Linked DNA regions of Homo sapiens: region 1 is linked to region 2. A link is an interaction called in ENCODE POLR2A ChIA-PET data of the cell type or tissue named here. Cell type or tissue: MCF 10A. All regions are shown on one strand. Links, peaks and the distances in the headings refer to the core of each region. The heading gives the core; the rest is flanking DNA. Region 1 holds the start of LINC02945 (long intergenic non-protein coding RNA 2945). Region 2 overlaps FAM241A (family with sequence similarity 241 member A).

Region 1 (8,344 bases), core at 310-8,309, 65 kb before region 2:
AGAGAGCTGAAATTACATAGAAAGTGAAAGCCATCTGTTGACTATATCAAGTCTAGTTAAAATCCCTAGTCTGCTCAGGGCTTGTATGAAATAAATAAATTAGGTAGTACAATTATCTGGACAAGTCATGAGACCCTCCCCCAACAAAAAAATGTGTTACACTTATTCCTCTTTATTTTATACTTTTCTGTTAAAAACTTAACAGTTATAATTTTTTTTTACTTTTTGCTTTTGTAATTTCTAAAAGCCTCAGCAGATCCTGGAGAGTATGAGATTAACTTTAAAAGCAAAAGTTATTCTATGTTATGGAAAGACACACATGACCAGTATATGAAGTGGTCGTGTCCAGTAAGCCTGACTAAGCTCTACAAGCCTTATTTTTTCTATGTACTGTCTGTTTTCTATTGCTCCCCAAAAGCAAGACAAGCAAACTTGTCTATCTTTTAGAAGGTCCTTTACAATACATTTTATAATTTAAATCTCCTTCATTTTTAGAAAAAAAATATGTACATATTTTTTTTTGAGATAGTGTCTCACTCTGTCACCCAGGCTAGAGTGCAGTAGTGTAATCACGGGTCACTGTAGCCTCAACTTCCCAGGTTCAAATGATCCTCCTACCTCAGACTCCCAAGTAGCTGGGACCACAGGCATGCACCACCACACCTGGCTGGTTTTTTTGTTTTTCCTTTATGTTTTTGTAAAGACAGGGTCTTGCTATGTTGCCCAGGCTTGTCTTGAACTCCTTGGCTCAAGTGATCCTCTCACCTCGGCCTGCCAAGTCCTGGGATTACAGGTGTGAACTACTGCAGCCAACCTAAATCCCCTCTAAAGAGATATATGTTCTTTTTTTCATGGTCAGAAATTCTCTTATCAAGAGAGATATAAGACCTATATCCCCTCCTCAAAATCTGGGTGGGTTTGTGACTCACCTTTAACCAACAGAAAGCAGCACAAGTGGCATTTCATGACTTCCCAGTATAGGTCAGAAAAGACAATGCAGCTTCCGTTTTATATATTGAGATACTCACTTTTGGAGCCCTGGCTCCCCTGAGGTTGCCATACTTTGAGGAAGCCCAGGTGACAATAAGAGGCCATTTGTAAGTATTTCAACTGACACTTCTACTAATGTCCTAGCTGACAAATAACATTAACCACCACATAAGTGAGTGAAGATACCTCCAGATGATTCCAGCACCCAGCCCCTGAGTCATCCCCAGGCCTCATATCTCCTCAGCTGAGACCCCAGACTATGAGCAGAGATGAGCCAGTTGAACTAGGCCTTGTCCAAATTCCTGATCCACAGAATCCATGGGCACAATAAAATATTTATTATAAGCTGCTAATTCTAAGACAATAGAAATTTTGCAAAATATTGACTGGCCTGGCTAATTTCTAGAATTCATAAGCTCTACCAGTCTCTTTATCCAACAGGTCAAATATTCCCATATATATCTATTATGGATTGAATTGTGTGCCTCCCCAAATTCATATAAAGTCCTAACCCCCAATACTTCAAAATGTGACCTTATTTGGTGATAAGGTCTTTTTTTTTTTTTTCCCCGAGATGGAATTTCACTGTCGTTGCCTAGGCTGGAGTGCAATGGTGCTATCTCGGCTCACTGCAACCTCCACCCCCCAGGTTCAAGCGATTCTCCTGACTCAGCCTCCCAAGTAGCTGGGCTTATAGGCATGCACCACCACCACACCTGGCTTATTTTTTATTTTTAGTACAGACGGGGTTTCACTATGTTGATAAGGCTGGTCTCGAACTCCTGACCTCAGCTGATCCACCTACCTTGGCCTCCCAAAGTGCTGGGATTACAGATGTGACCCACCATGCCCAGCCTTGGAGATAAAGTCTTTACAGAGGTAATAAGTCAAAATGAGTTCATTAGGGTGGTCCATAATCCAATATAACTGGTATCCTTATAAAAGGGAGAAATTTGCAAACAGAAAGCCATTGACCATCAAGATAGCCATCTACAAGCCAAGAAAAGTCCTAGACAGTTCCTTCACTGACAGCCCTCAGAAGGAACCAACCCTGCCAACACCTTAACTTTGGACTTATTGCCTTCAGAACCCTGATGCAATAAATTTACATATTTAAGCAACCACTTTGTGGTACTTTGTTTCAGCATCCCAAGAAAACTAATTTAGCATCCAAGCTAGGGCCAGCAGGCAGGGAGGAGTCTCAGGGGCCAGAAACAGATGGAAGTTAGAAGGAAGCAAATATTATAGAGTCTCATTATCTATTGTTGGAACTAGACCAATGTGTGAGTATCATCTACAGTACAGTTGCACCAAGTGGTCTGCTAACTGCTTATTCCTGCTATAGTCAGGATCTTACTAAAGCAGCCATTCTATCCTTAACCAGTTCTGTTAGCAACTCAATTAGTAAGTCAAAATCATGTGTGGGATCAAACACACTGGGCTTAATCTACTTCACATAGGATGGTCACTTATATATTCTCAAATAGCTGTCTGCCTCTCCTGAGTATTTAGCAAAAGAAACATGCTCAGGCTCTTGCAAACATTCCTTAAATTATGTTATCCTATGTCCTTTGAGCACCATGCTTATTCTTTTCTGAATTTGAGTCCATTTATGCCAAAACAAGAAATAAATTTCCTATAATAAAAACTGTCTAGGCCAAGCATGTGACTCACACCTGTAATCTCAGCATTATGGGAGGCCGAAGTGCATGGATCATCTGAGGTCAGGAGTTCGAGACCAGCCTGACCAATATGGTGAAACCCCATCTCTACTAAAAATACAAAACTTAGCCAGGCATGGTGGTGCGTACCTGTAGTCCCAGCTACTGGGGAGGCTGAGGCACAAGAATCACTTGAACCTGGGAGGGGGAGCTTGCAGTAAGCCGAGATCGTGCAACTATACTCCAGCCTGGGCGACAGAGTGAGACTTCAACTCAAAAAAAAAAAAAAAAAAAAAACTGTCTAGCACTACCATTGGCTACTTTCTAAGATGGTGAGTTTACTCTTACTGAAAAGAGTTTTGAAGACTCATTCAAGGATGTTATAGAGAAATTACTAAATCAAAGAAGAAATTACGCTGGCTGTCCCTAAAGTCACCTTTCCGTTACATGATCTTATAAAAATGTAGACACCTGAGACTCAGTTATATTCTCTCATGAACTGCATAATAAATGAAGGACAAAAGGGGCACACAATGAAAACTTTAATGATGCTATATTTTAGTAAGCCTTCACAGAAGAAGAAACCTCCAGAAAAAAAAAAAAGAGCATTCTGAATAAGACACAAGCTAGTTGTTTATCATAGCATCTCACTTACCTTCCACTTAGATAAGCTAGGTCTTTACTTAATCCTATGGCCACAGATGCTCATGAAAATATTTCTAAAAAAGCGTTTTATGAAATTAGATGTACCTGCCTGATGCTTTATATCAATATTGAAATAAGAAAGCTCATAGGAAGATTTCTTTCATATGGTTAGCCTTATGACATTTTCACACAAACCTGTCTACAGGTCAATCTGAAATATGGTTCCTTTTATTATAACCTATTCAAACAAAGATTTTATCCTTGAATAAATAATAGAAATGTCAAAAGAAGGTTTTCTGTGCCTGACCCAATGCGCAACTAGGTTGCATTTCCCAGCTGTCCATCTTCCTGCTATTTTCTTTGGCAATGCTGCTGAGCAAGAAAACTTGTCTACAGACTGGGAATTCCTAAGACTCTCATATATAGGGAACTCCTACAAATTAGTAAGAAAAAAATCAGACACCCCAGTAGAAAAATGGACAAATCTCCATGTGAGGACACAAAGAAAGCACCATCTATGAGAAACAGGCCCTCTCCAGACACCAAATCTGCCGGCACCTTGATCTTAGACTTTCTAGCCTCCAGAACTGTGAGTCATACTTTTCTATTGTTTATAAATTACACAGTCCAACGTATTCTGTTATAGCAGCCCAAAGGAACTAAGACAATTGGTAAGAGCTAATACCTGGAAACTACATATGCTGGTTTTCTAGTTACTGTTTCTCAGCTCCAAAACTGTCATTCTGTACTCTGCTTTGTAAGGTTGAGGCTGGAATTCTGCAACCATATTTCTACTTTGCCAGACAAATCTATGTTAGGTTCTACCAAGGGAGGTGCTAAAGAGAGACTGGAAGGGTTGCAGAGGGAGAAGGAACTAGATTCCTTCCTGTTTTGCTTTCTGTTTCTGTCAGCATCATTACAACAATGGTTCTTCACTCTGGCATTGGCAATTGGTTGTGGTGTTCAGTTTTTCCCACACTCTCACAGCCAGTCTCCTCATCCCACTCAGAGGAATCTGTACCATCTGGGATCCTCAGGGACCCCCTTTACAAGGTCCCAAGGCATCAGCACCCCCTGAGCCACAACCCCTCTTCAGAGATCTTGATTCCATCTCCACAGAACTTCTCCTCTAAACTTCTAGGTTCTAATGATCTTTTCCCCTTTGTCCACAAGCCTTACAGGTGCTTCCTGCAGTTATTGTCTTTGTATTATCTTAGTGTTTCCTTTTCCCTTTTCAGTCCTCCAACACCTATTTAGCCAATTCTTTATATTAATTTTTTTCTTTAAAATAATTGGTACGTTTATAGTCCATCAACAGTAGAATAAAGTATAAAATATTCTCAATGTGGAATAATATACAAAAATGAGAATAAATGATCTACTATGCCTAATGACATGGATAACTCTCATAAACAATGATGAGCGAAAAGAAGCCAAACACAAAAACAGTATATAATGTATGATTTTCTTAATATAAAATATAAAAACAGGTAAAACTGATGTACAATGTTTAGAAGTCAAGACAGTTACTCTTGTTGGGGAAGGTGGGAGGGTTGGTTAGTGGCTTCAGTGCTCAGGAGGGCTTCTGCAATGCTGATAATATTCTGTGTCTTGGTCTGGATTTCATGACACAGAAGTGTCCAGTTTGTGAAAATTCATTCAGTTTTGCAAGTACAATTTGATTGATTTTCTGTTTATCATACTACCAAAAAATATTTAAATAATAATGCAGCAGCTATAAGTTGTAAACTAATGTTTGCAGTCAAACTGGATATTGACAGTAACTTTACATCATAAAAACATTTTTATAAATTCAAAAAAGTGAAAGAATCATGAGTAATTTATATTTTAAAAAATTAAAATGTTTTAAAAATAAAATATTATACAAAAATAAGCACAGTACTTTCTCTTAGCACTCTTTTACTTAGTGCCTCACATTTGTTTTTACACTCATGTCATTTCTTTTATAAACTATAATGTGCCAACTAAAACATGTCAAACCTGTAGTGCACCCAAGCTAGTTTTATCACCACAGTTTTATAAGGATATGAGAAAACTGGAGATAATTTAAGAAATAAATCATAAATTTATTCTTGAAAACCTGTCAACACTTTGGTTCTTGATTCCTATCTTCCCTTTCAGAATATAGGCCCTAATATCTACTAAAAATCTACAGTATGCTTTTTATCCACTTTAATTTTAGCTTTTAATATTCTTTTCCAATACTCCACCTGCTTGACTGTACTCGGTACTTCTTCAGTCTCCCAGATGCATTCACTCTATTGTACTGGACTGTTTTGAGGTTTGTTTGTTTTTGTGTTTTCCTATGGCAATTCATTCTGGATACCATAATATCATTGCAGGCCAGATTTTCCCACAGCGTTTCCATACTGGACTGAACTGTTTTTGTGGGCTTTTTGTTGTTTGTTTTTTTTTTTTTTCTGTGGCAATTCCTCCTGGATACCATGATCTGATTGCAGGCCAGATTTTCCCACAGCATTTCCTGAAGGGTCATCCATTCAGTACCTTCCCTGTGACCATTTCCAAGTCCTGGCCCTTCCTGATCTTCCAGGTCCTGCCCTCTCATGTGATTTAAAAAAAAACAAAAAAACAAAAAAAAACTTCCAGAATAGAATGTTCACAAATTGAACACACCTGTAAAATAGGAAGCCAGATCAAGATACAGAATATTACCAGTGCACATGATGGGGTAGTTCACACAAAGACTGCATGAGAATCTATGAAAATTATTTATTCATTCAATAGATATTTACAGTGTGTCTACAATACCAGTCACTCTTCCAGGTCCTAATGCTACCCTGGAAATTCATAAGACCAAATTTTCAGTTCTGACTCTGCTACTTTCTAACTATTTGATCTTGAATACATTACTTAACCTTTCTGAGCATCAATTTCTTTATACATAAAAATGCAGTAAAACATTTCTAAAATGTCGTAATCACCAAAGGAAAATCAAAAAAGCCTTATGGAGAAAATACAGGTTGTGGTGAGAAAGGCACAGACAATTCTAGTTAGCACAGTTAATTGAACATTGTATTAGCCTGTTCTCATGCTGCTATAAATAACTTCCTGAATCTGGGTAATTTATAAAGAAAAGAGGTTTAACTGACTCACAGTTCTGCATGGCTGGGGAGGCCTCAGGAAACCTACAATCATGGCGGAAGGCACGTCTTCAGAGGGTGGCAGCAGAATGAGTGCCGGCAGGGGAAACGCCAGACACTTATAAAACCATCAAATCTCGTGAGAACTCACTCACTATCACGAGAACAGCACAGGGGAAACCACCCCCATGATTCAATTACATCCCACCAGGTCCCTCCCATGACATGTGGGGATTGTTACAATTCAAGGTGAGATTTGGTGGGGACACAGCCAAACCAGATCGAACATCTATTTCTTCTGTTTTCACAAATCCCACAAAAATGGAGAAAAAAGGAGAAGGGTTAAAAGGCGGTAAAGTACATGAAAAAAAGATAAATGGACAATAGCAGGTGAGAAATATCTCAACAAATTTAGTGGAAAAGAAGATGGAGCAGAAGTAATTAATTTAGCAGTGTAACCTCAGGGTCCACAGAGGGAGAAACTAGTAAAGCTAGCCAATGTGTTATCTGGAGGCTTGGGGCTAGAACAGCAGAGTTCCTATGGGAAGTAGGGGTGAGGCTCAAGCTGAAATCAGGGCCTAGTTGAAAGACTGTACAGTCTGTTTGTTTATGAAGCAGCTGGAAGTCTAGGCCCCTTTCCCACTTCACCTCACCCATCAAGGACCAGAAATTCACTCAGAGAAACCCTGAACTCCTGAAACCAAACATAGTGTGGCAGATGGAAGACTGAAAATAGGGGGTGGGGGATTAAGTGAAAATCTGGATGCTGAAACTAAGACTTTCAGCTGCTTTTTCTACTCTACATTCAGAACAATAGCAGCCAGACTTACACACCGACTCTGTCACATTTGCCCCTCCATCCCCAATTCATATTTAAGTACATTGAAAGGATTCTTGAGAAGCGTGTGACAGAGATATCATAAGATCTGGAAAATCAGCAAGAAGATCTTAGCAAACTTGGCAAATGAAAAGGGAGAATTATTAACTGCAGGGAAAAGTATTATATGAGAAAGAGGTGTGGTGTAGTGCACAACATGGCTAAACATTGCGTAACATTTGCACAGTCATGATAATGTAAACACTGAGTATTGGTTTAGCCAAAAATGCTAATGTAACTACATCAGGGGATAGGGGAAGGAAACTGATGGAACACAGGAGTTTTCTAGGTATTATTGTTTGGCCTTCAACATACATTCGCACTCTTTCCACATACCCCCTTAATTACAAAGGCTGGGAAGCTAAAAATGACCACATTTCCCAAAAGGTCCTGCAGCTACAGTTCTGGACACAATTTAAGTTCTCTCATAAGATGCACTCATTTGAGATTTGGAAGGCAGAAGTGAGGCAAAGGCCATTTTCTTGTGACTGAGGCAGCTGGTAAACAAGATTAGACAGATAAGAATGTTTGCAGTAGGCCAGGCACAGTGGCTCACGCCTGTAATCCCAGCACTTTGAGAGGCTGAGGCAGATGGATCACCTGAGCTCAGGAGTTTGAGACCAGCTTGTCTAACTTGATGAAACCCCGTCTCTACTACTAAAAATACAAAATTAGCCAGTCATGGTGGTAGGTGCCTGTAATCCCATCTACTCAGGAGGCTGAAGCAGGAGAATCGCTTGAACCCAGGAGGTGGAGGTTGCACTCCATTCTGGGTGGCAGAGCAAGATGCAGTCTTTAAAAAAAAAAAAGAAGAAGAAGAAGAAGAATGTTTGCAGTAGGCAGACTTCACATCCTAATGTGTCTTCATGGATGTGGGGCATTAGCAGAGGTGACAACAGCAGCCACCTGACCTCTGTATCAACCCTACTCTACATGGTATGCCACTGAACCCAATAGTCCTGCAACAGCCTTTGCCTCCCACTCAGTTTTTCCCTGCCCCATCCCCTACTCCCAACAATTTAGTAATCACTGCACTGAATTGGTAATTC
Region 2 (8,344 bases), core at 51-8,050:
TGTACAGGAAAAAAAATGCAAAAACCACAAAACCATTTTAAAATTATTATTTTTACTTTCTTTCTGTGCCGATAGCACTCCTGCAAACATGGTAAACATTCCTAAAACCCACTGGACTTTCTGTACGAAGTGTGGCAAGCACCAACCCCACAAAATGACACAGTACAAGAAGGGCAAGGATTCTCTGTATGCCCAGGGAAAGCGGTGTTACGACAAGAAGCAGAGTGACTATGGGGGACAAGCTAAGCCAATTTTCTGGAAATAAAACTACAAAGATGATTGTGCTAAGGCTTGAGTGTGTTGAGCCAACTGCAGATCTAAGAGAATGCTGGCTATTAAAAGATGCAAGCATTTTGAACTGGGAGGAGATAAGGAAAGAAAGGCCCAAGTGATTCAGTTCTAAGTGTCATCTTTTGTTTTATTATGAAGACTATAAAATCTTGAGTTTATGGCCGGGTGCGGTGGCTCACGCCTGTGATCCCAGCACTTTGGGAGGCCGAGGCGGGCGAATCACGAGGTTAGGAGATCGAGACTATCCTGGCTAACACGGTGAAACCTCGTCTCTACTAAAAATATAAAAAATTAGCCAGGCATGGTGGCGGGCGCCTGTAGTCCCAGCTACTCAGGAGGCTGAGGCAGGAGAATGGCATGAACCTGGGAGGCGGAGGTTGCAGTGAGCCGAGATCGCGCCACTGCACTCCAACCTGGGTGACAGAGTGAGACTCTGTCTCAAAAAACAAAAACAAAAACAAAAAAAAATCTTGAGTTTATATTCAAAAAAAGTATTATTTTTGCTGATGTAAGTGAATCAAGACAAGTATAACTAAACTGCTTTTAAAAACTGATACATTGAAACAATTAGAATGTGAATCATCACAAGATTGATTTTATATTTATAACAAAGCCTATAGTGTAGGCTTTAGAACATAGGCTTTAGAGCCAGATTGCCTGAATGTGTCTAGATTCCACCAATTACTAAGGGATCTTGACTAAATTACATAATCTCTCTTCCTCAGTTTCCTTTATGTTTTGAAGATCATAGTACTTAAAGCATTGCCCAACACATACTATTCAATTAGTGTTCATTTTTTAAATTAATAAATGTGTCATGAAATAAGTTAAAAATTTCATTTAAACATTGCTTGTTGTTTTCAAGGCTTACATATTTCAGAGCATATCTACATAGGGATAACCTTTGAGATGAAGAGGAATACAAAGCAAGAAATCAGTCTTTGCAGGTGACTAAATTCTGAAGTGAAGATGTTTTGTAAACCACAGAATCGGTTTGTGGTTTATCAGTGCTATAACCAGCTATCCTTTTATATAATAATACAGAAGCAGTTAAACACACCATATCATTTTTAAAAACATCATTTAAATATTTGAAAGCAGTGCATTAGTGGGTTTTTTGCCAATTCTTTTGATTTAGTTTATGACCAAATTGACCTTTTTTGAACTAAATGCCAAGCATTTTGCAGCTCTTAAATGTTGATCACATTTTGCCTTAAAATATATGTATTTGTTTATAAATGTTAACCTCCACACTAGATTGTTAGCTTCTCAAAGTTAAGGATGTAATATTACTTATCTAATACTTTATAGGTACCAGAAAAAATGTTTGTTGAATTGGTTCTAAAGTGTTTTTAAAGCCAAATAATTATAAATGTTATGCTGAATATAAATGACAACATAGTTTTATTTGTTCATTTATGCGTTAATATGTTTATTTATTTGCTGTTTTTTTCTTTCTGGGCTGCCAGATATTTTGTGTTTGTTTTGAGGCAAGGTCTGGCCTTGTCACCCAGGCTGGAGTGCAGTGGTGCGATCTTGGTTCACTGCAGCCTCTGCCTCCTGGGCTGAAGCTATTTTCCTACCTCAGCCTCCTGAGCAGCTGGGACTACAGGCACACACCACCATACCCCGCTAACTTCTGTATTTTTTTGTAGAGTCAGGGTCTCACTATGTTGCCCAGGCTGGTCTTGCACTCCTGAACTCAAATGATCTGCCCACCTTGGCCTCCCAAAGTGCTGAGATTATAGGTGTGAGCCACTATGCCCAGCCCTGCCAGAGATTTAATGTGGGCCATAGAAGGAGGAGACCATTTTAATGTTTACAGAGCATTCTTGATTTACTTTTTATATTTCTACATTTTTTAAGAACTTCCCCAGAGAGTTATAAATAATGATAGAAAGTATTTTAATTGTGCTAAAAGTTTTTCTAAAAAATAGGTTTGAGTGTGACATTTAATGTATTGAAAGCAACTAAGGAAAAAACAGGACTGACTATTCTGAGATTTGGGTTTCTGGTTAACTTTCTTTAGGCTTAATGAAAAAATGAGTTAATTACCAGCTAAAGTACATGGTAGGCTACTGCACAATGATGGAAAATTGCCCACTTAATGATATGTGTGAAAGGATAGTGAAGAAGGAGAAAAAGGGAGCCATTTTAAAATTCATTTAACTTCAAATATATATTTAAAGCCTTTTTTTAATGTTAGTAAGAACTGCCTGATTAAATGGATCCTTATAAGTCAAACTTTTATACTGAGAGTTTGATCACAGTACATGTGAAGAATAATAAACACTCTTGAAGGTGCTCACGGTCCCAGGACTGATTCCAGAGAACTAGCTACCTACCATACAGCGTCCTCTGATTCAGCCTCACAGAAGTTGTCTCACAGTTCACCATCAAAAGTAATGTCCAGAAATAACCAAGGTAGGGCTTCCAGAACAATGAGGTAAGGAATTCAGCAGACTGTCTCCTCAGCAAAGCAGCAATTTAACTGTTGAAAATTATGGAGCAAAACAAAATAAAAGTCTTTTAAAGTCTCCAAGAACCATCCTCAAGGTATACAGCAAATAGAGAATTATTCATTCAAGAAAATATACTAAATCTCAGGCTGCAGTTTCACCCTGGAGGAGTAGGCCTCTGGTGTTTTTCAGCTCTCTGCCCCTCCTCCTCCTAGCTCCATGTTGTGGAATCTCAATTCCAGGTAGGTATAGCTGAGACAACCAAGTCTCTCTTCCCCTAACCAGTCTCTAAGCGAGGCACAGCAAGTCCAGAACACGGAGGCCCACCTTCCCCTCCCTGCACTCACTGTAGGGCAGAGGTTCCCTCCCAGGAGAGGTAACCCAGAAAACCAGGGGCTGCTCCCCAACCTCAAGTGTCTAATTTTACAGCAGGGTGTCACCCCAGGGAATGGTGCAATGGTGCAGGAGCCCTGCCCAGGAGGAAAGGCAGATCTGGCTGGGCACGGTGACTCACGCCTGTAATCCCAGCACTTTGGGTGGCTGAAGCCGGTGAGTGAAGAGCTCCATAGATTTCCCTGAGAGGACTTTGTTTACTTGGGAAAGGGAATGGAGAACTTTCCGGGCTAAGTTTGTTGTTGAAAGCAATACAGATCTTGGTGAAGAGCAATTAATAGGAGGCTGATAGCTCCATAATATATCAAAACATATTACTAGTGGCACCGTCAAAACAACACAGCAGCCAGAAGTTTTAAAGAGAGAACCAAGGAAGGAGCCAAGAAGAGCCTTCCTGGGATCAAAGTCAACTGTGAGAATTCGAGAAAGCAGGGCTCATGTGCTAGGCTGCACCCTCTCAGGAGCAATTATGGTAGGATACGGGGTAGACTTGAAAGCATTCTCCATGCTGTACATAGACCCATCAACACAGGACAATAGCCTCAATGGCACAAGGGGCTTAAATTCAACATCTGACTGAAACCAATTGAACAATAAACTATTCTGACCCCTTACTCCTTGGAAACCAGGCTTTAAAGTGACATCACTGTCATCCCTGGCAGTCTGAAAAACTGTGTATATGCCCAAGGCATTTCTCTGTCAGTTGCTAGAGTGGGAATCTCCAAGCTACTAGTCCCTGGCTGAATGTGTAAAGTGCTTACCACAATATCTAGCAGATGGGTGAATTCTGATTAGTGGTAGCTATTATTATTATCATCATCTATAGTCAGAATTCTTGGTTTCAAGTGACAAAAATCCAACTCCTACTAGATTTTGGAAAATAGGAATTTATTGGCTTACGTTATGAAAAAGACCAAAAGTAGATATGCTAGCTATATCTGAGTACTTAAATTATGTCAATGAAACCGTCTCTATCCATTTCTTGGCTTTACTTTATGTTGGCTTTGTTCTTAGCAAGCTTTCCCCCCTAGTAATATGATGGCCTACAACTCACCAGCTATCTAACTACAGTTTGTTTGTTTTTTTCTCAAGCAAAAACAAAAACAACACAGAAAAAACCTGTCTCTTTTTCAATAGTTGCAGTAAAAGTCTTGGCTAGAGCTTTCATTGGCCTGTCTTGAGTTACATTTACGTTCCCAAGAAAATGAAATGTTCAGCCGGGTGTGGTGGCTCACACCGGTACTCCCAGCAATTTGGGAGGCTGAGGTGGGTGGATAACCTGAGGTCAGGAGTTCGAGACCAGCCTGGCCAACATGGTGAAGCCCCATCTCTACTAAAAATACGAAAATTAGCTAGGTGTGGTGGCAGGTGCCTGTAATCCTAGCTACTCAGGAGGCTGAGGCAGGAGAATCGCTTGAACCCGGGAGGCAGAGGTTGCAGTGAGCCGAGATCATGCCATGGCACTCCAGCCTGGGCAACAGAGCGAGACTATCTCAAAAAAAAAAAGAAAGAAAATGAAATGTTCTTATTGGGCAGGCTTGGAGCTGGGGAATGGAGACATCTTCAACCAACACGTGGACTAAAAGCAGGTAAAGTATGGTTTCCCCAAAGTTAAATCAAGTAGAATATATGGTATATATACTAGACAGGCAAAAACAGCAGACTTTCAATACTGCATATGTAATGATATGCATTAACACAACAACATGTAATACTGGACACAGGAAGACAGTTATAAGTGAATCTTAAATCGTCAACTCACTCAGCAAAAGCCTATTTATAGAATGTAGCTTGTGCCCTTTCCAAAGTGAGTAAACAGGTTCTACCAATATTAACGTGCACAAATTGTTCTGTGGGTAGAGATGTTCCATAGAAAACATCCCACTTCAATTTCTATATAATTAAATTGTCGTAACACTTGAAAAAATACAACTGAACTTAATTATCATGAGAAAGATAATCACTAAGGCATTAATTATCTCAGGCAGCATGGTACAATAGAGAATAGAAGTAAAAATCACAAGATATAAATTCTGCCAAAAATAGAGTAATAATAATTACCATATATTGAGTGCTTATTCAAAAAGGTTTTATCTGTTTTCTTATCACAACAACTCTAAAGTAGGTATTATTATACACATTTTATGGGTGAAGAAACTGAGAGTCAGTGGTTAAGTAATTTGCCCAATGTCACACAGCTGATACATGACGGAGCAGGATTTGAATCTGTCCTGTTTGCTACGAAAGCCTTGGTTTTTTGTTAATGGGCTATGGGACTTAACCTCTTCATTCCTAATTTCTAAAGTAAGAGACTGTGCTTTAATTATCTTTGAAGATGCTTCTCAAAAATCCAGTGATTACTTAAGGGTTTACCTTTAATTTCTCATCATTAATTTGGGGTATCTTTTAAGAAGGATTTTGAATCAGTTAGAACACCCCTCTATTTTTATGTATGTCTTTAATCATGGACCAAAAAAAGAGTATCACTGCTTTGGTGAGAACACTCTTCGTGTGCATGTCATAGTCAGTACTCTCTGTATAACCACAAAGGAAACTGTACATTTGACAAATGTTTTTCCATTGGGACCTCACATACAAAGAATAAATTTTGGCAAAGACAAAAGTGATTAACGATAGAACAGGAAAAAAAAGCTCCATCTATATTTCTGCACTCATGTACTGGTTTATATGTGAAGTCTTATGGGTTTGCTTATTGTTTGTTGGGGAGGTTTTTTGTTTGTTGTCTTATTGCAATTCTGCCAACCACATATCTCTTCATTCTTGCCGAGCCTTTTTTTTCACATTTGAATCTGAATTCATTACTACTTTTAAAAGCATGAAAATGTACTAACTTGCTGCAAATAGCTTTACTTAAATTTTTGTACAGGATGAAAATGAGAATTTGAGCAACTTTTCTGCTTGAATACTTTTAGGTATTCTGTAAACTGTGAGAAAAGATGTAAAGGAAAAAAGATAGTGATACTCATTTTGCTGTGTAAAATGTATTCATTCTGTGTAAAATGAAAGTGTATTTATATAGCTTATCTTTTCAGAGGTGGAATACATAAAATGTCTCTGAAAACTAAGCAGCATTAACTAGATGTTAGCTATTAATGTAATAATAACTGGAGGGTGTGTACAGTATAGGGATTAATGGTGAGTCCCCTGGAGTAAGAATAACCAGGTTCACATCATAGATCTTTCAATTACTAAGTATAGGTCAGTGTCCAGACATTTAATTCCTCTTAAACTTTACAGTTTCCTTATCTATAAATGGGGGGAAATAATAGTGCCTCCTTTACAGATTGTTGCAAAGATCAAACAAGATAATGCATGTAAAACACAATGCATGTTACATAGGAGGCACTTGGGTTGGCTTTCCTACTCTACCATTAATAGCACTACCACTGCTATTACTCTGAAAATTACAAGCATCTTGAGAGAGAATCAGACCCCCAAGAGCTCATCTGTACGTATTAGTGTCTGCTCTTAAAACGCAGTGGGTTAGGAATTATGCCGAGCATGTAAATTTTAGCTAGCAGCTGTCATATTCTGTAATTTAGTCTAGAATTTATAAATATTTCAAAAATATTGAAAAATTCACAACTATGCTCATGGGAGAATATAATGAATATTGATATTACATTTAAGTTTTCTTTGTTTTAAATTTTGGTGGGTTTTTTGCATAGTATGTTATTGTAGAATATTTCCATTGTTCCTTCAGCAAATACTTATTATGAGTCTATGATGGGCCAGGCATAGTGCAATATACAAAGTACTAATGTAAAATTTGTAAGACATGTTTCTTGCCCTTAATACCCTTAGTGGGTTCAAAGCTAGTGACAGAAAATAGATATATAAAGAAATAATTTTATAGCAAAATACTATGCTAGGCACAATAATGGTCTCTCCAAAGATGTCCACATCTTAATCCTCAGAACCAGAGAATATGATATCTTACATGGCAAAAGGAATTTTGCAGATGTGATTAAATTTAAGGACTTTGAGATGTGGAGAGTATCCTAATTATCCAGGTGGATCAAACTGATTTCACATGGGTTCTTAAATACAGAGAACTTTTAATTTGTCTTGACTTAATTCTTGTATATGGTGAAAGGTAGGGATCCAGTTTCATTCTTCTGCATATGACTAGCCAATTAAATAGGGAGTCCTCAACACCATTAAATAGGGAGTCCTTTCCCCATTGCTTGTTTTGTCTGCTTTGTCAAAGATCAAAATATTTACATGTAAGACCTCAGACTATCCTAGAAGAAAATCTAGGAAATACCCTTCTCAACATCGGCCTTGGCAAAGAATTTTTGGCTAAGCCCCCAAAAGCGATTGCAACAAGAACAAAAATTGACAAGTGGGACCTAATTAAACTAAAGAATTTCTGCACAGCAAAAGAAACTATCAACAGAGTAAACAGGCAGCCTACAGAATGGGAGAAAATTTCCACAAACTATACATCTGACAGAGGTCTAATATACAGAATATGTAAGAAACTTAAATCAACAAGCAAAAAACAAATAACACGATTTTTAAAAGGACAAAGGACATAAACAGACACTTCTCAAAGGAAGACATAAAAGCGGCCATGAAAAAATGCTCATCATCACTCATGAGAGAAATACAAATCAAAACCACAATGAGATACCATCTCATACTAGACAGAATGGCTGTTACTAAAAAGTCAGAAAACAGATGCTGGCGAGGCTGTGGAGAAAAGGGAATGCTTATACATTATTGGTGGGAATATAAATTAGTTCAGCCACTGTGGAAAGCAGTTTGGAGATTTTTCAAAGAACTTCAAACACTCTGATGTAGTTTCTTTTGCTGTGCAGAAGCTCTTTAGTTTAATTAGATCCCCTTTGTCGATTTTGGCTTCTGTTGCCATTGCTTTTGGTGTTTTAGACATGAAGTCCTTGCCCATGCCTATGTCCTGAATGGTATTGCCTAGGTTTTCTTCTAGGGTTTTTATGGTTTTAGGTCCAATATTGCAGCACTACTCACAATAGCAAAGACTTGGAACCAACCCAAATGTCCAACAATGATAGACTGGATTAAGAAAATGTGGCACATATACACCATGGAGTACTATGCAGCCATAAAAAATGATGAGTTCATGTGCTTTGTAGGGACATGGATGAAGCTGGAAACCATCATTCTCAGCAAACTATCGCAAGGACAAAAAACCAAAC

Evidence for each region. Peaks named below come from ENCODE experiments on the same cell type or tissue, not always from the same donor. Only the 100,000 strongest peaks of a DNase experiment are listed, where the experiment ranks them.
Region 1: POLR2A ChIA-PET joins it to region 2 with 13 read pairs; 4 of 35 experiments call an interaction of 5 or more read pairs at or near these places.

The regions. Positions count from the first base shown.
Region 1 is chr4:112,105,758-112,114,101 of GRCh38, forward strand. LINC02945 (long intergenic non-protein coding RNA 2945) reads right to left here and starts at 6,513. Exons shown (of 3, transcript NR_186682.1): 1 at 6,432-6,513. In MCF 10A, for the core only: no CTCF peak of the experiment used is centred there; DNase peaks (open chromatin) are centred at 3,864 and 7,484.
Region 2 is chr4:112,171,128-112,179,471 of GRCh38, forward strand. The region is part of intron 1 of FAM241A (family with sequence similarity 241 member A); the gene reads left to right. It also overlaps the pseudogene RPL36AP19. Among named protein-coding and RNA genes, the nearest start is that of FAM241A, 30 kb to the left of the region's middle. In MCF 10A, for the core only: no CTCF peak of the experiment used is centred there; a DNase peak (open chromatin) is centred at 3,234.